Linked DNA regions of Homo sapiens: all the other regions are linked to region 1. A link is a loop called in an ENCODE intact Hi-C map of the cell type or tissue named here. Cell type or tissue: HepG2. All regions are shown on one strand.

What was found. Peaks named below come from ENCODE experiments on the same cell type or tissue, not always from the same donor. Only the 100,000 strongest peaks of a DNase experiment are listed, where the experiment ranks them.
Region 2: it touches region 1 in a loop (25-fold over the local background); 8 of 110 quality-filtered maps call a loop at or near these places.
Region 3: a loop joins it to region 1, with 11 times the contacts of the local background. A loop is called at or near these places in 4 of 110 quality-filtered maps.

Annotation. Positions count from the first base shown.
Region 1 is chr16:19,976,571-19,984,570 of GRCh38, reverse strand. LOC105371117 (a long non-coding RNA gene) reads right to left here. Exons shown (of 4, transcript XR_950895.2): 2 at 6,672-6,736; 3 at 6,200-6,401. LOC124903660 (a long non-coding RNA gene) reads right to left here and starts at 3,190. Exons shown (of 2, transcript XR_007065018.1): 1 at 3,063-3,190; 2 at 2,371-2,579. In HepG2, a CTCF peak has its summit at 3,497 (motif pointing left); a DNase peak (open chromatin) is centred at 3,510; H3K27me3 peaks cover 1,072 bases.
Region 2 is chr16:20,295,745-20,303,744 of GRCh38, reverse strand. No RefSeq gene overlaps it. Among named protein-coding and RNA genes, the nearest start is that of GP2, 28 kb to the left of the region's middle. In HepG2, a CTCF peak has its summit at 3,103 (motif pointing right); a DNase peak (open chromatin) is centred at 3,104.
Region 3 is chr16:19,904,217-19,912,216 of GRCh38, reverse strand. No RefSeq gene overlaps it. Among named protein-coding and RNA genes, the nearest start is that of GPRC5B, 23 kb to the right of the region's middle. In HepG2, a CTCF peak has its summit at 4,583 (motif pointing left); a DNase peak (open chromatin) is centred at 4,566; H3K27me3 peaks cover 2,140 bases.

The DNA.
Region 1 (8,000 bases):
CCTCCCCACTCTCCCCGTATTATAAAAAGATACATCTGGCTGCCTACCCAGAATTCAAAACCCTCCCTTTTATCCCTCCCTCCCTGAGTCTGATGCTATTAGGCATTCACATCTGCCACCTGTTTTAGGGCAATGGTAACCCGTTCCTAGCTCTAGCGAGTCCTAATTAGTCTTAACCCATCAGAATTAGGCATGCTCCTGGCAACTGTTATTGGTTCAGGATAGCTCACATGATCTAAACTGGCCAATCAGATTGAAGGGAAGAGACATAGCCTGGGCAAAGTAGGGAGATTTTAGCCTCTCTCCAGCTAGAAGTGAATGCTGAAGCGGTGGAGCCTCAGTTGCTTCTGAGAGCCATTTTTTATCTACAAGGAGAACCAGGATGAGGCCAGCTCCAGGAGGACAAAGCAGAGAGATGGAAAGAATCTGGGTCCTCTTGACATCACCAAGTTGCTGACCATTTCTTGCTTAGAGCCTACCCTCCATGTGAACTGCTATATCTGTGTGATTAAATAGTTTATTCCTAAGCAAGTTTTAATCAAGATTTTCTGCCATTATAGCTAAAAAACATTCTAATAAGTGCATCTATCATAATTTTCAAAACACTATTATTTTTGTTTGTTTAATTACCTGCTGCCTGCAGTTTTTTTTCACTAGACTATATTCTCTGTGATCACAGACACTGTCTTATTTACCATAGACTCCCCAGGGCCTACCAGAGTAAATAGCTCATAGTAGGTATGCAACAAATATTTGTAAATAAATGGATAACATCATCTATGCTTTATAAATGGGAGAGAAGGGAGTGGGTGTCCAACTAAAATTGGGATGTAACCCTTGCATAGCTCAACTGTGCTTCAGCCTCTATAGAATACTAATAGTACTAATGTACCTTCATAGCTGTTGCAAACTATAGTCATGTGATGAGGTTCAAGACATGCTACCCCAAAATATAATACCTTGGCATTTGAGAATGCAGCAGAAGCAGGATGATATGGTTTGGCTGTGTCCCCACCCAAATCTTATCTTGAACTCCCACATGCTGTGGGAGGGACCCAGTGGGAGGTAATTAAATCAGGGGGACAGGTCTTTTTCATGCTGTTCTCATGATGGTGACTAAGCCTCATGAGATCTGATGGTATAAAAAAGGGGAGTTTCCCTGCACAAGCTCTCTTCTCTTGTCTCCACATGTGACGCAGTGCCTTTCACCTTCCACCATGATTGTAAGGCCTCCTCAGCCAGGTACAACTCTAAGTCCATAAAACCTCTTTCTTTTGTAAATTGCCCAGTCTCAGGTATGTTTTTATCAGCAGTGTGAAAATGGACGAATACAGTAGGTATGCAACAAATATTTGTAAATAAATGGATAACATCCTCTAGGCTTTATGAATGGAAGATAATGGAGAGGGCTTCCAACTAAAATTGGGATGTAACCCTCACCTAGCTCAACTATGCTTAAACCTCTATTGAATACTAATAGTACTAATGTACCTTAATAGCTGTTGCAAACTATAGTCATGTGATAAGGTTCAAGACAGGCTACCCCAAGATATAACACCTTGGCATTTGAGAAAACAGCAGAAGCAGGAAGGTCACTCTCACTTTCCCCTCACCCTTCTCCCCTGAATTAGGCCGGAAAAGAATTCTCTGACACTCCCTTGAAGCAGGTCATAAGACCCTCATTCCAGAAGTGCCCTCCCAATACCCAGAAAAAAAGGAATGTCTTTATCTCTGATGACACAGGGATACAGTGAATAATCTGAACAAACAGGCCTTGCTAAGTTCCCCCCAGTTTATTACCATTAGATCATACCACTTTTGCCCAATCATACTTCTGCATCATTGTCCACTCCATCAAACCTATGCATAAAAATACATAGGTTTCCCTGTTTCTTTGGGTCTTCATTTCTGAAGGTTCCTATGTAATGAAAAACTTATATTAAATAAACTTGCATGCTTTTCTCTTGTTAATCTGGCTCTTCTTATAGGGGCCTCAGCCATGAACCTAGCAATGAGTAAGAAAAGAAATAGCTTCTCCCCTACTCATGTTTTATGTATTCATGAATTGTTTAAGTTATCTGAAATCTAGAAACGTATATGTGAGTGTGTCATGCAAGTAAAGGAATCAATTATGTGGATGGCGGTCAACAACAAGTTAACATTCACCATTATTCCAGTTACTCCTCAATGCACTTCTGCACAGACCTCTCCTGGCACCACCTTGAGCATTCTGCCTTCAGACCAAGAGGTATAACACCTCAGTCCCCAGAACTGGGTATCCACAATTGGAATACCCTCTCCCCAACTGTTCTAGTTATATATTGCTGTATAACCAATTGCCCCCAACCTTAGCAAAAATTATCCTAAAACTTTAATCAGCAAACATTTATTATTTCATTGTTTCAGAGGGTCAGGAACGTGAAGAGGCTTAGGTTCATGGTTCTGGTTGAAGTTCTCTCATGAGATCGCCATGAGTTGCAGCTGCTTCTAAAAGAGCTGGAGGATCTGCTTCCAAGTTCAATTACATGGCTGTTGGCAGGAGGCTTCAATCCCTCACCATGTGGGTCTCTCTATTAGGGCTGCTCATAAAGAGAGTGAATCAGGAAAGAGGAAATGTATGCACCCAAGGCAGAAGCTGAGCCTTTTTATAACCTAATCTTGGAAATGAAACCCTATCACCTCTGCCATACGTTATTCATTAGAAGTCAGGCTCCAAGGAATAAATTTCAAGAGATCTATTATAAGGCAAGGTGACTATAGTTAATGATGACATATTGTATTCTTGAAAAATGTAAAGGGTGGTTTTTATGTGCTCTTACTGTAAAAATGCTATGTGAGTATTGCATTTGTTAATTAGCTGGACTGAACCATTTCACAATGTAGATGTACTTCAAAACATCATTTCATACATGATTAAAACATACAGTGTTCTCTATCAATTTAAAAATAGACAAGTAAATGCATTTTTAAAAATTTTAAAAATAAAATGTTTTTCAGACTATTTCTAAAAAGAAAGAAGGAGGAGGAGGAAGAGAAGTAGTTAAGCACTAAGTCCAACTCACACTCAAAAAGAGCATCCTTAAGTTACATTTCTTGAAGGGGAGAATATCAAAGAATTTGTGGACATATTTTTTAAAACCACGCTATCACTGAATCCTTTCTGTCTTCCACTGAGTGCTTATCTTCTGGGATTAAGAGAGTCACAATTTAGAAGGCATTATGATGAGTACTGCATCATTATCTTCATCATCATCAACATCATCCTCACAAGAAAATTACCATATTAATTGTACCATTTTCGGGGCCATGCCAGGCAGTATGCTAACTGCTTTATAGACACTTAATTCTCAAACAACACTATTAGGTAGGTACTATTATTCCCATTAAGAGTTGAGGAAACAAAGCCCTGGGGCCGTTAAGTGACTTATTCAATGTTAAACAGCTAGTAAGTGCATAAACCAGATCTAACTGCAGTCTGTGCTGTTAGCTACTACTCTTCACTGCCTCCCACCGGCCAGTAAAGGAAACTCCACCTGTCCGAGCAACCAGGTCAGGTTCCCAAAGCCAACTGCCCACCATGTGGAAAATTTAAAATAAAATAAAACTTTGAAATCAAAGTTCAAGAAGGTCCAATCAGAGGATGAGAGGATGGGAAGTTGCAATATACAGAGCTTACTCAAGAATGGAGCCAAATGGATAAGAGAAAGCCATGCACATACCCTATGCATGCAAATCTATGCAGATATATGCAAATGTATGTAAGTGGTCATGCTAATCTATGTAAATGACCATGTCCTGAAAAGCAAAAAGGAGGATCAGCTTTTTCAGAAGGCAGTTTCCCCTGGTCTTGGCTTCTCTTGGTGTAGGAGTCATCACTGGGCAAAAAGTCAAAGTCTCTAGATTGAAAATTGTGAGAAAAGTTGTACCAGAGGTGACATCCAGATCTTTGCAGGAGTTCAGATACCTGAGACCCAGCTTACCTGAGGCCTGGCTTGCCTGGCTCCCAAAAAACTTGTCAGATTCAATACATTAGCAAAAATCAGTAAATAAAAATTCTGTTTGCAAATAAATGTCCGTTTACTTGTCCCATAGATATATTAGTAAAAGCTGATTTGGACACCTATCCTTCCAGTGCAATCACTCACGAACTTTGGTGTGTGTTTGATTCACACAGCCAGGGTCCTTATTTAAAGTACACATCGCTGTGCCCCTCCTGAGACCTCCTGTCAGCATTTGGGTGTGAGAGTCAGCCATGCTGGAAATCTGCATTTTTTAAAACACATCCCAGATGATTCTTGATCAGGAAGTCCATGGACCACCTTTAGAGAAAACTAGTATATAAAAAACACAGAATTTGAGAGCAGATAGACTTGAATTTGAATGTCAGCATGACATTTACTAGCTGTGTGGCCTTGGATTGTCGAAAAGGTGACATGGTACCACCATGCTCATTTGTAAACTGCAGCTAATTTTATTCTCCCTCCCAAAGGGTTGCTGTGATAACCAGAAATATACAAATACATTTGACTCTCGATAACTAAACTAGATAATTCCTTTAAAGGAGTTGGCACAAGTAAAAACTCCATAAATATTTGGTATTATTATGATGATCATTCCCTAACGAAAGGCGAAACCAGAGTCTCCCTCACCCAGAAGCCAGGCTGGCTCATAAAATACTGCCTAGTGCCATTGATAGGTGAAAAAGCTTTTTCTTCCTCCCCTGGGAGGTGGAGCAATGCATCTGATTGGCAGATTGGCAAGAATCTGAGCTTCACTGGTCTACCGTTTGGGGGGAAAGTTAAAGTGTTACCACCTCCCTCTTCCCTTTTCTCCCTTTCTTTCCCTCCCTGCGGTTTTTTGGGGTGTTTTTTGTTTTTTGTTTGATTGCTTTTGGTTTTTGTTTTGTTTTGTTGTTGTTGTTGTTTGTTTTTCAGGTCTTCTTTTCCCCTTTCTCTTATCTCGCCCCTTAAGAAGTTCTCAAGTTCTAGAACAGGAGAGGAGAATTAAGGAGGATCATTAGGTCCACAGGTCCAAGCCATGTCCTTCCACCCACATTAGCCAGCAACAGGCCTGATATTTTGATCCCTGACTCCTGTGTCTGTTAATTTCTCAGTCGGTCGAAAACCCATAGAGCAAAGAGGTGACCATCTGGCTAAAATCTCACCACCCAGTGTGTGCCTTCTGGGTGCCTGATCTCATGCCCAATGGGTAAGTTCCCTTGATATCCATTGCCTCGCTTGGCAGGTTCTCCCTGAGGCCAATTATTCAGTCCCGATTAATCATGGCAACCATACTCATGCACTAATTTCAAGGCTGTCAGAACTTACCCTCATGGAGCATCCTTTATTTACTTGAATTATGACTTCCTTTCATCAATTCTTAATCAAGTGGGTTTATATGGGCAAAAGCAACAAACAGAATTTCCACGTAAACGATACCTCAAAAAGAGAAGCCCCGGGCTCAGTCCATTAACAATTAATCATTGAGTTTTGAAGGAGCTTTCAAAAGCACATCATACATGTTTATAAACAATACCACTGCCCAACCAGCTCCCATAAAAACAGCAGCAACACCCAATGGGTGCAGGCTATGTGCCAAGCACACTGAGCGGCACTTTACATACATTAATTATGGCACTTAATCCTCACAACAACTCCATTTGCAGAGGACAAGTGTAAGCTCAGAGAGGATAATAGAAAACAGTGCCCAAATTCACACAGCCAGAAGTCACCTGGCCAGGATTCAAACTTGAGTCTTGCCTTCAAAGTCCCTACCTTTAGCCAGGTGTGGTGGTTCATGCCTGTAACCCCAATACTTTGGGTAGGCCTAGGCAGGTGGATCACCTGAGGTCGGGAGTTCAAGACCAGCCTGGCCAACGTGGCGAAACCCCGTCTCTACTAAAAAATACAAAAATTAGCCGGGCATGATGGTGAGCACCTGTAATCCCAGCTACTCGGGAGGCTGAGGCAGGGAGAATTGCTTGAACCCAGGAGAAGGAGGTTGCAGTGAGCCAAGATCGCACCACTGCACTCCAGCCTGAGTGACAGAGCGAGATTCCATCAAAAAAAAAAAGTCCCCATCTTCTTCCACCACACCATGATGCCTCCTTGTAACCCTCTCGTCATGTATCCCCTTGTATTTGAGATTATATCAAGGCAAACCCCAGGACTGAATAGCCTATCTTACTGCTTATACTCACAGAGTAATTTCTAGGTTGAAATCCTGGCTCTTCCTCTTGCTAGCTGTGTGATCCTGGGCAAATTACTTGAACTCTCTGAGTCCCAATTTCCTCAACATGAAGATAGGAATAATAATCTTGCCCTGGTTTTCTTATGGTAATTACTTTCTGGGGTAGCTGTGAGCATTAAAGTACAGTGATGAACATTAAAGTGTTTTGTAATCTGTAAGAAATATACAAATACATTTGGCTCTTGAACAACATAGGGGTCAGGAATGTCAACCCCCAACACAGTTGAAAATTCACATATAACTTTTGACTCCCCTAAAACTTAACTACTAATAGCCTACTGTCCACTGGAAGCCCAATAACATAATCAATTAACACATATTTTGTATGTTATATGTGTTATACACCATATTCTTACAATATAGTAAGCTAGGGAAAAGAAAATGTTTCTAAGAAAATCATAAGAAAAAGAAGATATATTTACTCTTCATTAACTAGAAGTGGATCATCTTAAAGGTCTTCATCCTTGTCATCTTCACCTTGAGTAGACTGAGGAGGAGGAAGAGGAGGGATTGGTCTTGCTGTCTTAGGGGAGCAGAAGCAGAAGAAAATCTGCATATTTGAATCTTCACAGTTCAAGCCCATGTTCTTTAAGGGTCAACTGTATTATTTTTTGATGTTATTATTTAAATTATTCTTTTGTGGTAGACAGAATTCTAAGAGGGCACCCAGTGATCCCTGCTCCCTGGTATTCAAGTCCCAGTATAACTCCCTCCTCTTGAGTGTGCAAGGGACCTGTGACTTGTTTTTAATCAACAAAACACAACCAACGTGATGGGATGCTGTTTCCACATTGGGTTACAAAAGAATGTGATTCCTGTCTTGCTAGCAGACTCTATTACTTGCACATTCTGACAAGGACCCATGTGGCAATAAACAAGAGGAACTGAGGTCCTCACTCCAACAACCACAAGGAACTAAATCCAGCCAATGACCACATGAGTTGGAAAGCAAATCCTTCCCCAGTAGAGCCTTGAGATGACCAAATCCCCAGCTAACACCTTAACTGCAGCCTGCGCAGATGAGCTCTGCCTGAATCCCTGAGCCACAGAAACTGTAAAATAATAAATGTGTATTCTTCTAAGCCACTGAGTCTTGTGGAAATTTATTAACCAGCAATAACTAATACACCATTCAATCACTGATTCATTCAAACATTCACTGAGCCCCTACGACATACCAGGCACAATACTAGGGGAGGGGACACAGAAATAACTGGGGCATGGTCTGTATCCTCAGGTTGTTCATTCTAGTGCAGGATCTGACTTGCATATAAATGAGAGCAAGGTACACAGCCTGCAGGAAATAATGCGGAATCCATGCACAAGGATGCAGGGTTAATGTGTGCATGGCAATCTCCTTCCTCAAAATGTAAGTCCTAAGTACTAAGAAATGTACATTTTTTTACTTACAATTTAAAGGGAAAATTTAGTTTAAAATAAAGGAGAAAAGAAACACAAATGTGTCCATCAACAGGAGAATGACCCCAAAAAAGAAAACCAAAACACAGTTATATTTGCAGGCCATGAATCCCATAAAGTATCTAGCAGCCATTAAAAATAATGAAGTAAGTTTATATCTGTCTATATAAGTCTGTATCTGTCGATATGGAAAAAACTCCAAGACACATTGCTGGTTGAATTTGTTAGGAAAAAAATAGCTTGATTGTAAATAGTATCTTATTGAATAGTTGTATGAGAAACAACTATTCAATAAGACACTATTTACAATTTAAAAATAACCAATTTTGGCT
Region 2 (8,000 bases), 320 kb before region 1:
TATCGAGGAATGTGGGCTCTTTCAAATTATTAGGCCCAGAGAAGCATTCAAACGGCAATCACATCTTATTCTCCCTCTTTAGAGCTATGTATTCATCTGTCAAAACTGCCTGCTATTGCCACAAGTAGCTATGAATTAACCTAATAACACCTCACTGGACACAACATCCCACACTCTAAGGCTTAACAATGGGTAGCCAATCACTAATCAATGTTATTTCTGTAAATCAATGAGAATCCGCGGCAGAACTTTGTATCAGTCCAATCCTTGTCCCCCTCCTTTTTTGCCTTTAAAAATCTGCCTGTAATAAAGGCCAAGTGGAGCTCATATCCAAGGTGACTGATGTCTGAATCTTCCTTATCCTGGCTCAAATAAACTCTTTACGTCATATACTTTGCTTCAGCCTCTCCCTTTGATATTGGGGCTGTTATTCCATTTTACAGAGGAAGAAACATGCTCAGAGAGGTTTAAGGAACTCCTTGACACCATACAGATAACACCTGCCTGCCATTTATTTAGTGCCTACAGATGAGTCAGCACTTCAAATCACAGATAAGGAAGGAAGAGACAAACATTAGGGAACTTGCTCTAGGTTGCACAGTTAGGAAGTGACAGAATGCAAGATTCAAACTTGGATTCGCTTAAATGTAATACAGGTGCTCTTTCTGCCTCCCTGCCTGACGCTTGATGCTGGGCAATGACAAATATAAAATCTACCTCAGGCTGGGTGCGGTGGCTCACATCTGTAATCCCAGCACTTTGGGAGGCCAAGGAGGGTGGACAGCTTGAGGTCAGGAGCTCGAGACCAGCCTGGCCAATATGGTAAAACCCCGTCTGTACTAAAATACAAAAATTAGCCAGGCAAGGTGGCAGGCACCTGTAATCTCGGCTAGTATAGAGAGGCTGAGGCAGGAGAATTGCTTGAACCCAGGAGGTGGAGGTTGCAGTGAGCTGAGATCGCGCCACTGCATTCCACCCTGGGCGACAGAGTAAGACTCTGCCTCAGAAAAAAAAAAAAGAAAGAAAAAAGAAAAACAACAATAAAAAAAACTACCTCAGAACTGTGGCAAGATGTTTGTGTACATATGTGTGCCTGTGCATGACAGCATACAAACGTGCATAGTGTGTATGTGTGTATGCATGTGTGCATGAGTGTGCACATGTGCCTGTGTGTACATATGTGCCCATATGTGCACATCTTTGTGTATGCATGTGCTGACAGCTGCTAGTTAACGCAGGCAAGGGTAAATGATACTGCATCCATTCTTCCTGAGAAATTGTTAAGGTCCTTTTATCTTCAGCAAGAACTCAGAAGAGTCACTGGACCTGGGACACACAGAGGAGCTTTACAGATGATCTAATTCAACTCCCTCTTTGTGTCCACGAGGAAACTGACACTCAGAGTGCACTGAACCAGGAATCAAGAAATTCATATTTCAGCCTGACTTCTGCTGATGTGAGCAGTTCAAGAACTGCACTTAACTTCCCTCAGGTCATCTGTAAATTAAGATAATGATACCTCCTCTGTTATACTTGACGACCTGTGACTTCGCTGTTGACAAGGTATGGATGTCAAACCTTCTGGCCCTAAAACCGCCCTCTTTTACCCAGCCTGAGGCAGTCTCAAGACAAATCCCCACTGCTAAACTTGGCCTCAGAACCCTCCAGCAAATTCAGAACCTGGGAGAGTGCCTCTCTGGTACTGAAATGCTAAGCAGGAAGCTGATTCAGACTCTGAGATGCCTTGGGAGTGAAAACTTTCCCTTCCTTGATTCTTTCTGGCTCTTTCTAAAGAGCCCAGTGAGCCAGCTCCTTGTCCAGTCATTCTCCACTCTTCAAGGACTCCGAGGAACTGGCCTATCTTGTCAAGAGTTACCCTCTACTTGGAGCTCCTCAGGCGGAAAAGTAGCACTTAGAATCTTGGTCTCAAAATATTCCTGTCTGTGTTGCTCCTACTGGTGGTGACAGTAAATGAGACTGTGATGAACAAGTGGATGTGACCTGGTAACCACATAATGCTTTTACTATATTTTATTGGCATATAATATACAGATCATGCACATACATCACAAGTACAGCTTGATGAATTTTAACAAAATGAACGCTCCTGTGTAACCATCACCCCGTTCATGAAATACAACAGTGGCTGCTCCCAGAAGCCCCCTCTTGCCCCTCCAGTTCCTACATCTCCCAAAGGCAACCGCTATCCTGACTTCTAGCACCATACGGTGGTTTTGAACTTTATATAAAAGGAATATATATCATTTGAACTCAGTTTCTTACTAACATGTGCAACATTCTCTTTGTGAACCTGATCCATATTGTTGAGTTTAATTATACTTGGATCTCATTCTGATTGCTGACATGATTCTATTGGAAGAATAAAGCCTAATTTATTGATCCATTCTACTGTTGATGGACATGTGGGCTATTTCCAGCTTTCAGCTACTGGTAAGCATGCTGCTTTCTTATTTATGCCTTTTTGGTGAGCGCATAAGCTCATCTTCCTGAAGTGTATATATTCAGCTTTGGTAAATACTGCTAAGCAGTTTTACAAAGTGATTGTAACTCCACCAGTCATCATGGTTTTCACATTCCAAGATTCTTTAGCCTCCAGTATCTAGTAACAATTGACTCTACTTCCTTTGGTTCCAAACACACCCTTGTCTTTTTCTCCTCCAGGACCTTTGCACATGCTATTCTCTTGGCTGTTACAGTCTTTCCAGCTGATCTTCACATGGGCAAGTCCTCACTCTTTGGGTCTCCGTGTACACGTTACTACCCTCAGGACGGCCCTGTGCCTGTTATACTCATGACTTTATGCACAGTATCAAGCCCATGTTCAGTAAATGGTTAGCCCTAAACAAATGTTAGCTAATACTGCTGTTGTTGCAATAAATAGTCTTTAAGTCTCCCTTTCCAAAATTCTGTGACTCTAGGAAGTCAGACTGCCTAACTCTTATCCTGTGTGCGGATCCTGATGTGCCCCAAGGGTTCTAAATCCCTCACAGAAGAAGGGCAGCTGGCAGTTCCCATTTCTCCCGGTCCCCGGAGCTGCATGTGTGGTACCTGCTCTCTACTAAACAGCCAATAGAGGGCACTGTGGGAACACGTCCGCGGAAGGAGGGAGGCGTTGGTCAGAGTTCAGATGACACAGAATTAGAGCTGGAAGGGATCTGAAAAACCCATCTAGACCGAAACCTTCATTTTACAGATGAACAAACAGATGCCCAGACAGGAGATGTGACTTGCCCAAGGTCACACAGCTACTGCGTGGAGAGCGGAGATGACACTTACCCTCTTGGCATTCTCCACTCTGCGGGGGCGTTGCCAAGCACTGAATGAGGCAGCTGGCCCCAGGTGCTGAAGCTTTGAGCCGGCCAAGGCCCCTGTTTGCCAAGCCTATCACTGCCCTCAGTTTTCTCCTCCCTCCTATTCCATGAGAGAAAGGCTCTAGATGTTGGAAGTAGGACAAAACACACACTATCCCTTTGATTTTACAATTATCTTTGAGAAAGCATTTCACTTTCCTTAATAATGACTACCAATTATTGGAACTTTCTAGGTGCCAAATATCATACTGCATGCACTACATGCATTACCAAGAATGGTTTTAGGGTTTATTACCTCCCTTCTGGGAGTCTTTCCCTGATCTCCCGATTGAAAAAGATTGCTCTTCTCCCATTTCCTCTCTATCACACCAGCCAGTTTACTTTCTTCGCAGATCTTATAATTATTTTTATAATCGTTAGACTTACTTACTCATCTACTTATCTATCATCTGTTTCAATTCCTCCCCTCCTTCTGGTAGACTTGAACTCCATGAAAGAAGGATTCTGGAGCTAGATAGGTCTGGGTTCAAATCCCAGCTCATTCACTTACTAGCATTGTGGACTTGCATTCATTACTGAAACTCTCTGAGGCTGTTTCTCCCTTTGTAAAATGGGGACTCGTGCTTGGCCAAAGTTCTTGATTCCTTTGGGCCTCAGTTACCAAATCTAAGGGAGGATAATAACCCTTCATCTGCTGGAGAGAAGAGCCTCACAAGATGCTCTGAAGGTCTTGGAGCCGTGGTCAAAGGAGTACATAATGGCGTTGCCCAGCTGTGGGGCCATGACTGGGCACATGGTTTACAGATGCAAGTGGAACAGAAAGAAGAGAAAATTGGAAGATTTGAATCTAGGAGGCAAGGTTCCACTGTCCACACCGTTAACCATTATATTATGTGCCTTTTCAACCCTAGCTGCATCTATCCTGTCAGTTTCTCAGGTCCACTAACAATGAACCAGTTACTGAACTTAGGCTTCAGCCATCTTATTCCAGGGTTTCTCAAGCTCAATGCTATTTACCATTTTAGAGTTGAAGCAGCTAAGGCTCAGAGAGGTTAAGTTGTTTGCATACAGCTGAAAAGAGTTTGAACTTGTTCCTCTATGGTTTGTTTCATGCCTGGAGCAGTCAATCTTGCTCTCACCAACAGCTGCCAGAATCCAGCCAATAAATCAATGAGATGCCAACAAGGAATCTTCAAACTCATGCTGAGGACACCATAGAATAGATTCATGGGATAATTCCATCCATTCTGGATGTGTCTACATCCTAGCATCTCCCAAGATTTTTTTGTTTAACCCCAAGCTAAATTCCAAGGCTGTTACTTCCCCTTGTCTTGCTGTTGCCCTAAAATGTGTTTATTTCCCTGTGACCCAGAAAAGTCCTCACTCTTGGCAGCCAGAGCGGTGAATCACATGGTGGCTTTTCACCTGCCATTGGCACTAGGCAAACAGTTCACCACTGCTAAGAATCTCTTCCCACCCTTCTTAGAGCTTACTGCTGTTAGGACCTGCACTCAACCATGATGGTTTGTTTATGTGTGTCTCTCTACCTTTCTAACTGGTAAACTCCTTGAGAAAATGAACCATCTTATTCACCCAACACATGTAGTGGAGAAGCTGGCAGTTAAAGATGCTTTATGAATGTTTGTTGAATGGGTAGGTGGATGATGGTTGGATGGATGGATGAAAGGATGAATGGGTAGATGGATAGATGGATAGGTGAATGGTTGAATGAATGAATGGGTAGATTGACGGATGAATAGATGGATGGATGGATGGATGGACAGATGGACAGATGGACGGACAGACGGATGGATGGATGGATGGATGGATGGATGGATGGATGGATGGACGGATGGATGGACAGATGGACGGACAGATGGATGGATGGATGGATGGATAGGTGGATGGTTCAATGGATGGATGAGTGGGTGGATGGATGGATGGGTGGATGGGTGAAAAGATAAATGGATGAAAAGATGGATGGGTGGATGAATAGGTTGATGGATGAGTGAATGGATGGGTGAAACCCATACAACTCTCAATGTGACCACTGCTCACTACCACCCCCATCCAAACCTGTTCAGGTCCTATTCAGCATCTAGAGAAATCTTTGTGAAGATGCACATCTCATCATGTCACCCTTGCCCCCACCTCTGCCTGAAACACGCCAATGCCTTCCCACTACCCTTAGAATAAAATCAAATTTCCCTCCCAGAGCTTACATGGCCCTGCAAGCTGTGGTATCCACTGACTACTCCAGCCTCATTACATATCAGCCTCCCCCTCACTGATGATGTCTGGACACCCTGGCCATCCTTCATTTCCTAGAATGAGCCCAGCTCTTTCCTGCCTCAGGGCCTGTGTCTGAACTTGCTGTTCTCTCTGCCTAGAGTGCACTTTCTCTGACTCTTTGCATGTCTGACCCCTCCTTCAGGTGTCAGCTTCAAAATAAATTCTTGGGAAAATCTTCTTTTCCACCCCACCTAAATTACACCCCCCAACATACATTTTCTTTATAACGCTTGTGTAGTACATCAACATTCATTATAGCACTTTGTTGAACATTTGCATCATTATTTGTTTATATCTGTCTTACCTACTAAACTGCTAAGAGGACAGGGAGAGCAGGGACAATGTCTGCTTAAACTCACAGCTGTATCCTTAGTACTTATCAGGTAGTAGTACTCAGAAATATTTTTAACAGGGGCCTGGTGCGGTGGCTCATGCCTATATTCCCAGCACTTTGGGAGGTGGAGGCAGGTGGATCACCTGAAGTCAGGAGTTTGAGACCAGCCTGGCCAACATGGTGAAACCCTGTCTCTACTAAAAATACAAAAAAAAAATAGCCAGGCGTGGTAGTGGGCGCCTGTAATCCCAGCTACCCACAAGCTGAGACAAGAGAATCGCTTGAACCCAGGAGGCAGAAGTTGCAGTGAGCCGAGATCATGCCATTGCCCTCCAGCTTGGGCAACAAAAGTGAAACTCCATCTCAAAAAAAATGTATTTTTAACAGGTAGATGGATGAATAGACAGACAAGTACAGGATATGTTCTGACATCTCATCAGGCTGAGCACACTAGGGGTACTGCATGAGGACAATACCCAGGTTGTTTTCCTTTCCACTGAGCATCACTGATAAACATATTTAGGGACAGAACCATGGAATCGAACTGCCTTATAGTTGGATAGGATCTCTTTGATCATTAAGACCAACTTTATTTTACATTGGGAGAGATAGAGCCCAAAAGTGGAAGACACTTGCCCAGGGTCATTGTGGTAGGAACTACTTGTTACTAGTAGTTAGAATTAGCAACAGCCATTCTCTTCTTCATTCTAACTAGTAGTAAAGAATAGATACTTATAATCAGAACCCAAATTTTGTTGGTGGTGGTCATATGCTCAATTAGAAAAACTACATTTCCCAGCCTCCCTGTGAGAGAAAGGTGGTCATGGACTAAGTTCTGGCTAATGACATGTAAGTAAGAGTGGAGATATAAGTGTGGCTTCCAGAAAAATCCCCTTAAAAGAAGGTCTAAACCAGAGTGTCCAATCTTTTGGCTTCCCTGGGCCACAGTGGAAGAAGAATTGTCTTGGGCCACACGTAAAATACATTAACACTAACAATAACTAATGAGCTAAGAGAAAACAATCCTAAAAAAATCTCATAATGTTTTAAGAAAGTTTATGAATTTGTGATGGGCCACATTCAAAGCTGTCAGGCTGCATGCAGCCCATGGGTTAGACAAGCTTGGTCTAAACCTTTGCTTTTTCCCCCTTTCTTTTTCTAGAATTCAAGCACAAAGGTCAGAGTTGTCCATTCTATGCCTATGAGGCAGTCTTGATGATGAAAGCCACAAATTAAAGGCAGTAGACCAGAAAGTTAAAAATCTGGAATATTGCTGACATCTTGGACCTACCACAATTACCCTGGATCACCTACCTCTGCATTTTATCTCACGTGAAACAAAAATAAATCTCTTGAATAAGTCATTGTTATTTGGGTTTTCCGCTTATATGCAGCCAACTCAATCCATAGCTGTTATGTTCACTAATGGAATTAGTGGCACAGCCAGGACTTGAAGCTAGGGACTCCATACCTTTCATTGGGACGGCAAGAAAGCTAGTGTGTCTAACCAAATGGACATGGTTAAGGAAATGCTGTCCTGGAGACATTCCTGTAATGCAAGTGTTCTTTTTTTTTTTTGAGATGGAGTCTCACTCTATCGCCCATGCTGGAGTGCAGTGGCGCAATCTCCGCTCACTGCAAGCTCCGCCTCCCGGGTTCACGCCATTCTCCTGCCTCAGCCTCCCGAGTAGCTGGGACTACAGGCGCCCACCACCATGACCGGCTAATTTTTTGTATTTTTAGTAGAGACAGGATTTCACTGTGTTAGCCAGGATGGTCTCGATCTCCTGACCTCATGATCCACGTGCCTTGGCCTCCCAAAGTGCTGGGATTACAGGCGTGAGCCACCGTGCCCAGCCGATACAAGTGTTCTTAAATTGTGGTCCCCAGAACAGCAGCATCAGCATTACCTGGGAACTCGGTAGACATGCAAATTTGCAAGCCTCATGCAGACCTACTGAATCAGAAACTCTGGGATGGGGTCCAGCAATCTCCATTTTTCAGAAGCTTTCCAGATGATTCCCATGCAAGCTAAAATTTGC
Region 3 (8,000 bases), 72 kb after region 1:
TGGGGGGGAAGAGGTTTAGTTTTTTTAATGCCTGGATCCTAACTGCAGAAATTCTGATGTTCTGGGGCCCTTGTGTGGCTGGGATATCAGGATTTTTTTCTAAAGTTCCCCCAGATGATTTTAATGTGCAACCAGGGCTGAGACCTACTGCTATCAGCCAGTGTTTCTCAGAGCGTGGTGCAGGGACCCACACATCGGCATCAGGCTCACTGGGAACGTGTCTGAAATGCAGATTCTCCCTCTGTCCTACCTCAACCTGCTGATTCAGAGACTCTGGGGGTGGGACTTAGCACTGATTTATAAAGCTTTCAAAGGGATTCATTTTTTTGGTGTTTTTTTTTTTTTCTTTTTTTTTTGGATACAAGGTCTGGCTCTGTCACCCAGGCTGGAATGCAGTGGTGCAATCACAGCTCACTGCAGCCTCAACCTCCTGGGTTCAAGTGATCCTCCCACCTCAGTCTCCTGAGTAGCTGGGACTACAGGCTCGAACCACCATGGCTGGCTAATTTTGGGTTTTTTTTTTGTAGAGATAGGATCTCCATATGTTGCCCAGGCTGGTCTCAAACTCCTGGGCTCAGGCAATCCCCCCGGCCGGGGCATCCCAAAGTGCTGGGATTACAGGCATCAGCCACCAATGTCAGGCTCCCCTGGTGATTCTGACACACACTTAAGTTTAAGAACCCCTGCTATAAGGCCTGGCATCCCCCAGACTTCATGCTGTTAAGAACCACTTGGGGAAGAGGTTTGTTATTGCTCCCTTTTCCCACCCTTTCTCTTTTGAACACTGTTGTGTCGTGATGTGAAGCTTGGAGCTTTGGCAGCCATCTTACAAACATGAGGTAAAAACCAAGGCTTCACAGAGATAGCACCCCAGTGCCTCGCAGTCACTGAGTCACTGCCCCAACCTCTGACCCTCTACTTCCAAACTTCCCATTAGCTAAATGCCTTGATTGTTTAAGCTCCTATTATTTGAGTCTTCTCTTACTTGCAATGGAACACATTTTTTATTGGTATAAGTATTCCCAACACAGTATGAGTGCATAGAACAACTTTAAAAGATCCCTGCGATAGGCTGGGCATGGTGGCTCATGCTTATAATACTAGCACTTTGGGAGGTCAGGAGGACCTCTTGAGCCTAGGAATTTGAGACCAGCCTGGGTAACACAGTGAGACCCTGTCTCTACAAAAATTAAAACAAAATTAGTTGGGTGTGGTGGCACGTGCTCATAGTCCCAGCTACTCGAGAAGCTGAGGTGGGAGGATTGCTTGGGCCCAGGAGTTCAAGGCTGCAGTGGGCTGTGATCATGCCACTGTACTCCAGCCCGGATGACAGAGCAAGACCCTCTCAAAAAGAAAAAAAGAAAAAAAAATTCCAGGACATAAAATGATGTAATGCCTAAAATTTTACTTTGAATATTCTCAGAAAAAAAAAAACAGACTAAGTGTGAAGAGAGGAGTGGGGTCGATTTTGACTTTAAAAAATATTTAAGTTAAATTTTGAGAAATCCCTCTTAAGAAAAAATTTTGAATCTGGGCTGTGGGGATAGATGAAATGAGATTGCAAAGATTGATATCTACTAAATCTGGGCGATGTTGAATCTACACATACTACATATGATTGTGGAAATTACCATCATAAAAAGTAAAAACAATTTTAAAAGATTAACTGTTTTAAAACAAAGTCTAGGCATGGCGGCTCACACCTGTAATCCCAGCACTTTGGGAGGCCGAGGCGGGCAGATCACCTGAGGTCGGAGTTCAAGACCAGCCTGACAAATATGGTGAAACCCTGTCTCTAGTAAAAATACAAAAATTAGCCAGCCTGTGGTGGCCCATGCCTGTAATCCCTGCTACTCAGGAGGCTGAGGTGGGAGAATCCCTTGAACCCAGGAAGCAGAGGTTGCAGTGAGCCAAGATCATACCACTGCACTCCAGCCTGGGCCACAGAGGGAGACACTGTCTCCAAAAAAAAAAAAAAAAAAAAAAAGACTGGCTCCCTTCTCCCCTGGAGGCAGGGGAACTGGAAGAATTGGAGATTATCACTGAGAGTTGAGGACAAGAAATCTGCATTACGAAATAAGTCCCTGTAGATTTCATCATCTCTAGAGCCCTCATTAGTGCTGATTAGGGAAACTGATTCCCAGGAAAACTAGAGAACATTATGGCACAGCAGCAGCACTGAATGATGGCTTTGGCATCCAAAAGTTCAAGTTCAGGTTCTGCCACTTATCAGCTATGTGACCTTAGGCAAGTGACTGATCTTTCTGAGCCTCAGTCACCCCTGCTGTAAAATGGGGATAATAAAGATTCTCACCTCTTAGACAATTGTGAGAAATAATGGAAATAATGTATGTATTTAAGAAATAGTAGCTGCTATGGTTATTATTTTATCTTTACTTCTAGTTTAAAGTCAAGAGTTGGCCGGAAGTGGTGGCTCACACCTGTAATCCCAGCACTTTTAGAGGATTGTTTGAGGTAAGGTGTTCGAGACCACCCTAGCCAACACAGGGAGACTCCGTCTCTAAATTAAATAAATAATCAATCCAGGCCAGGCGTGGTGGCTCACGCCCATAATCCCAGCACTTTGGGAGGCTGAGGCGGGTGGATCACTTGAGGTCAGGAGTTCAAGACCAGCCTGGCCAACATGGTGAAACCCTATCTCTACTAAAAATATAAAAAATTAGCCAGGCGTGGTGGCACATGCCTGTAATCCCAGCGACTGGAGAGGCTGAGGCAGGAGAATCACTTGAACCCGGGAGGCAGAGGTTGCAGTGAGCTGAGATCACACCACTCCACTCCAGCCTGGGTGACAGAGCAAGGCTCCATCTCAAAAAAAATAAATAAATAACAGTAATAATAATAAAGCCACATTCTCAGCCTTCCCTTGCCCACCCTGAGAAGTGAGTGTTTGCCCTCATTTCTATATTTCTGAGCCCCAACCGTCCCACCATTCTGACCTTAGCTACCCTCCCCTCCCCATCCCAACTAGTATTAACATATAGTGAATATTCATCATAGGCCAAGAACTGAGCTGGATCTTTACCTGGATTATCTCATTTAATCCATGATATTATTAGACCCATTTTACAGAGGAAGAAACTGAGGTTCAGAGAGGTTAAGATCATACAGCTATGAAGTGGGCTCTGAGACCAAGTGTACCTAATTTCCCAAAGTTCAGGTCATTTTTTTCCTCCAACACAGATCTTGAGAGGTGAGAATAAAAGCCTTACCTACAACACTAGCCAACATTTAGGATCTACACACATGTATTATTACCCTCTCATTTATCTTTTTTTTTTCTTCTTTTTTATTTTTTTTGGAGACAGGGTCTCACTCTGTCACCCAGGCTGGAGTGCAGTGGTATGATCATAGCTCACTGCAACCTCCATCTCCTGGGCTCAATCCATCCTCACGTCTCAGCCTCCCAAATAGCTGAGACTACAGGCACATGCCACCACACCTGCCTAATTTTTTTTACTTTTTGATAGAGACAGGGTTTCACCATGTTGGCCACACTAGTCTTGAACTCCTGAGTCAGGCAATCTGCCCACCGTGGCCTCCCAAAGTTCTGGGATTACGGGCATGAGCCACCGTGCCTGGCCCTTTTATTTCCATTTTACAGATAAGAAAACCGAGTCCAGGGTCTATCCCAGCAGCAAGGACTGACCACCTTCCCAATTCCACTTCTCATGCGCTGGGAGTGAAGCTTATATTTCTGGACTCTTGACCCAGTGCTCATTCAGCATCTTTCCCTTCCCCATCCTCCATCCCTGTCAGGCCTCTGAGCCCATGCTAAGCCATCATATCCCCTGTGACCAGCACGCATACATCCAGATGGCCCAGATGGCCCGAAGTAACTGAAGAATCACAAAAGAAGTGAAAATGGCCTGTTCCTGCCTTAACTGATGACATTACCTTGTGAAATTTCTTCTCCAGGCTCATCCTGGCTCAAAAACTCTCCCACTGAGCACCTTGTGATCCCCACCCCTGCCCGCCAGAGAACAACCCCCTTTGACTGTAATTTTCCACTACCTACCCAAATCCTATAAAACAGCCCCACATCTGTCTGCCTTTGCTGACTCTCTTTTCGGACTCAGCGCGCCTGCCCCCAGGTGAAATAAACAGCTTTGTTCTCACACTCGCGTCTCTTCACACGGACGCGAGTGAAAATCCCAACCCCAATGTCTCCATTTGCATCCCGGCCTGTGAAGGCTGACCAAGTGGCATAGCGGACAGGAACTGATGCAAGGATCAGAAGATGCAGTTCAGGTACCACTCAGCTGTGTGACTTTGGATTACTTACTTCCCCTCTCTGAGTCTCAAGTGCCTTATCACACCCCATACCCTAAAACTGTGATCATCTCAGCAGTCCCCCGCGGGAGAGTCCTACTCTCCTCCCACACCATTCCTCATCCCGGGGAGGCGGAAAGTAGAGACTCAAAAAGCCGTAAAACACAAAGAAGACTGCTCCTTGGAGCTCAAAGTTGCTGTCTTTTCAAGGACAAAGAGAAACAGACCTGCATTAACCAATTACGCCTTGAGCGCCCCTGAACTGGGTGAGAGCCACATCCGCAGGAAACACTGCCACCCTGTGGCCCCTGTGCTTCACTGCAGGCCACTTCCAGGGCCCTGCGGGAAGCTCACCACGGGCTCAGAGGCAAACCCGTTGCAGGATTCAAAAGTGGCGCGCACGGGGGAGGTGGGGAGACTGAGTTGGGAGGATTGCTTGAGCACACGAAGTAGAGGCTACAGTGAGTCGCAATCATGCCACTGCATGCCAGCTTGGGAAACCGAGCCAGACCCTGTCTCCAAAAAAAAAAAAGATGAAGTCATATTGGGTAAGGATAGGCTGTAAGTCTAGTAACTGATATAAGATGAAGAGAGGGCCGGGCACGGTAGCTCACGCCTGTAATCCTAGTGTAGCAGGACGAGCCACAGACAAGAACCCTTCAGACACGGAGTTGTGGAAGGAAAGGGCTTTATTCAGCTGGGAGCATCGGCAGACTCATGTCTCCAAAAACCAAGCTTCCCACATGAGCAATTCCTGTCCCTTTTAAGGGCTTACAACTCTAAGGGGGTCCGAGTGAGAGGGTCGTGATCATTGAGCAAGCAGTGGATATGTGACTGGGGGCTGCATGCACTGGTAATCAGAATGGAACAGAACAGGACAGAGGTTTTCACAGTGCTTTTCCATCCAATGTCTGGAATCTATAGATAACATAACCAGTTAGATCGGGGTCAGTCTTTAACTACCAGGCCTGGAATGTAGCGCCGGGCTGTCTGACTACTGATTTCACTTCTGTCTTTTAACTCCTACTTTTTCTTCGAGGCAGAAATTGGTTATAAGACAATAGGAGGGGTGGTCTCCTCCCTTACTAGCACTTTGGGAGGCCAAGGCGGGTAGGTCATCTGAGGTCAGGAGTTCGAGACCAGCCTGGCCAACATGGTGAAAATCCATCTCTACTAAAAATGCAAAAAATTATCTGGGCATAGTGGCGGATGCCTGTAATCCCAGCTACTTGGGAGGCTGAGGTAGGAGAATCACTTGAACCCGGGAGGCAGAGGTTGCAATGAGCCAAGATCACGCCATTGCACTCCAGCCTGGGCAAAAAGAGCAAATCTCTGTCTCAAAAAAAAAAGATGAAGAGAGGACCCACGCAGCCACAAGTCAAGGAACACCTGGGGCCCCCAGAAGCTGGAAGAGGCAAAGAGGGATTCTCACCCAGAGCCTTCGAAGAGAGCACAGCCCTGGAGACACCTTGATTGTGGACTTCCGGCCTCCAGAACTGTGAGAGAATACATCTCCATTGTTTTAAGCCACCTGGTTTGTGGTAGTTGGTTGTGGCAGCCCCACAAAACTAATACAGGTGCCTACTTAACACATTGGAAAGCATGAAGCAGGTATTTGTGGTTGAATGATACACATACGGCCAGGTGCAATGGCTCACGCATGTAATCCCAGGACTTTGGGAGGCTGAGGCAAGAGGATTACTTGAGCCCAGGAGTTCGAGACCAGCTTGGGCAACATGATGTCCCCTTGTTTTTGTTTAATAAGCTAGGTGTGGTGGTGCCTGGAGTCTCAGCTACTCAGGAGGCTGAGGTGGAAGGATCTCTTGAGCCCGGAAGGTTGAGGCTGCAGTGAACTATGATTGCACCCCTGTACTCCAGCCTGGGTGACAGAGCGAGACTGTGTCTCAAAAAAAAAAAAAAAAATTTACATATCTTGTTAAACGCAGTCCCGGTCAGCAGAGATTCTTTCTAATGCTATTTTTCTCTGAAATGTTTTGTAAAAATAAATGCTTCACCCCGTGCTGGACACTATTGCACCGGCATCGAAGGACTGTGTGGGTATCAGCAGGCACGCTCCACTCTCAGCCAATGGGTGTGGTTCACTGAGCCCACCTCTCTTTCTCCTGATTCCCTTGGGTTTGGTGGACAATTTTGACCCATAACGGAGGATCAGAGGCATGGCAGTGAGGAGGCCAGGCCTGCCGGGTGGTGAAGTCAAGGTCTCCCAGCTGGTCTAGGCTCTTTTAAGGAGATACTTGTATTCGTTTCTTGCTGGGACTTTAAAAAATTAACAAAAACGTCAGGACTTAAAACAATACGTATGTATTATTGTATAGTTCTGGAGGTCAAAATTATGCAACAGGTTATACTGGACTGAAAGTCAGTGTGTCGGTAGGGCTGGTTCCCTCTGGGAGCTCCAGGGGAGAATCTCTTTCCTTGTCTTCTCCAGATTCTAGAGGCTGCCGCACACCTTGGCTCATGGTCCTGCAGGGGAGGAAAGATTTATTTCCCCACCCATCTTAGGTTCATGGCAGAGGCACCCTTAATAAAAGACTGATGAATCAGAGAAGAGCATAGCCATTTATTTAACACAAGTTTTATGTGACATGGGAACGTTTAGAATGAAAACTCAAGGAAACGGGGAAGTGTGTGTGTGTGTGTGTGTTTAAGCAGTTTGTAACTTATTTTATTTTTATTTTTTCTACTTGTATTTTAGATTTGAGGATACAAGCGCAGGTTTGCTACAAAGGTATATTGTGTGATGCTGAGGTTTGGGGTGTGATTACGATTGAACCCGTCACCCACGTAGTGAACACTGTACCAAGTAGGTAGTTTTTCAATCCTTGCTGCCTCCCTCTCTCCTTCCTCCCTCTTGTACTCTTGTATTTCTCAGTGTTTATTGTTCCCTTTTTTTTTTTTTTTTTTTGAGATGAATCTCACCCTGTCACCCAGGCTGGAGTGCAATGGCATGATTTCAGTTCACTATAACCTTTGTCTCCCAGGTTCAAGCGTTCCTTGAACCTGCTCACTGGAGGGGAACTTATGGGGTTCAGGACATACTACCTCAAAATATGGCACCTTGTATTCGAGAAAACAGCAGAAGCAGGAAGGCCACTCTCACCTTCCCTTCACCCTGCTCCCCTGAAGCCGGTCATAAAACCTTCATTTGAGGGGTGGCCACCCAGAGGAAAGGAATATCTTATCCTTTCTTTTGTTTGGTTTTGAGACAGGGTCTTGCTCCATTGCCCAGCTGGAGTGCAGTGGTGCGATCATAGCTCATTGCAGCCTCAAACTCCTGGGCTCAAGCAATTCTCTTGCCTCAGCCTCCCTAGTAATAGCTTAGACCAGAGGCATGCACAATACCTAAGGTTTTTTTTTTTTTTTGGTAGAGATGGGGTCTTGCCATGTTGCCCAGGCTGACATCCTTATCCCCAAAGACAAAGAGATGCTAAGAATCTAAACAAACAGGCCTTGCTAAATTTCCCCCAGTTTACTACCGTTAGATCATGCCCCTTGTGTCTAATCATACTTCCTCACAATGGTACACTCTTCATCAAATTTATCAGAAAAACATGCAGGTTTCCTATGCACAGTAGCAAAGACATCGAATTAACCTAGGTGCCCGTCAATGGCGGATTGGATAAAGAAAATGTGGTACAGATACACCATGGAATACTACATGGCCCAAAAGAAGGACGAAGCCATGTCCT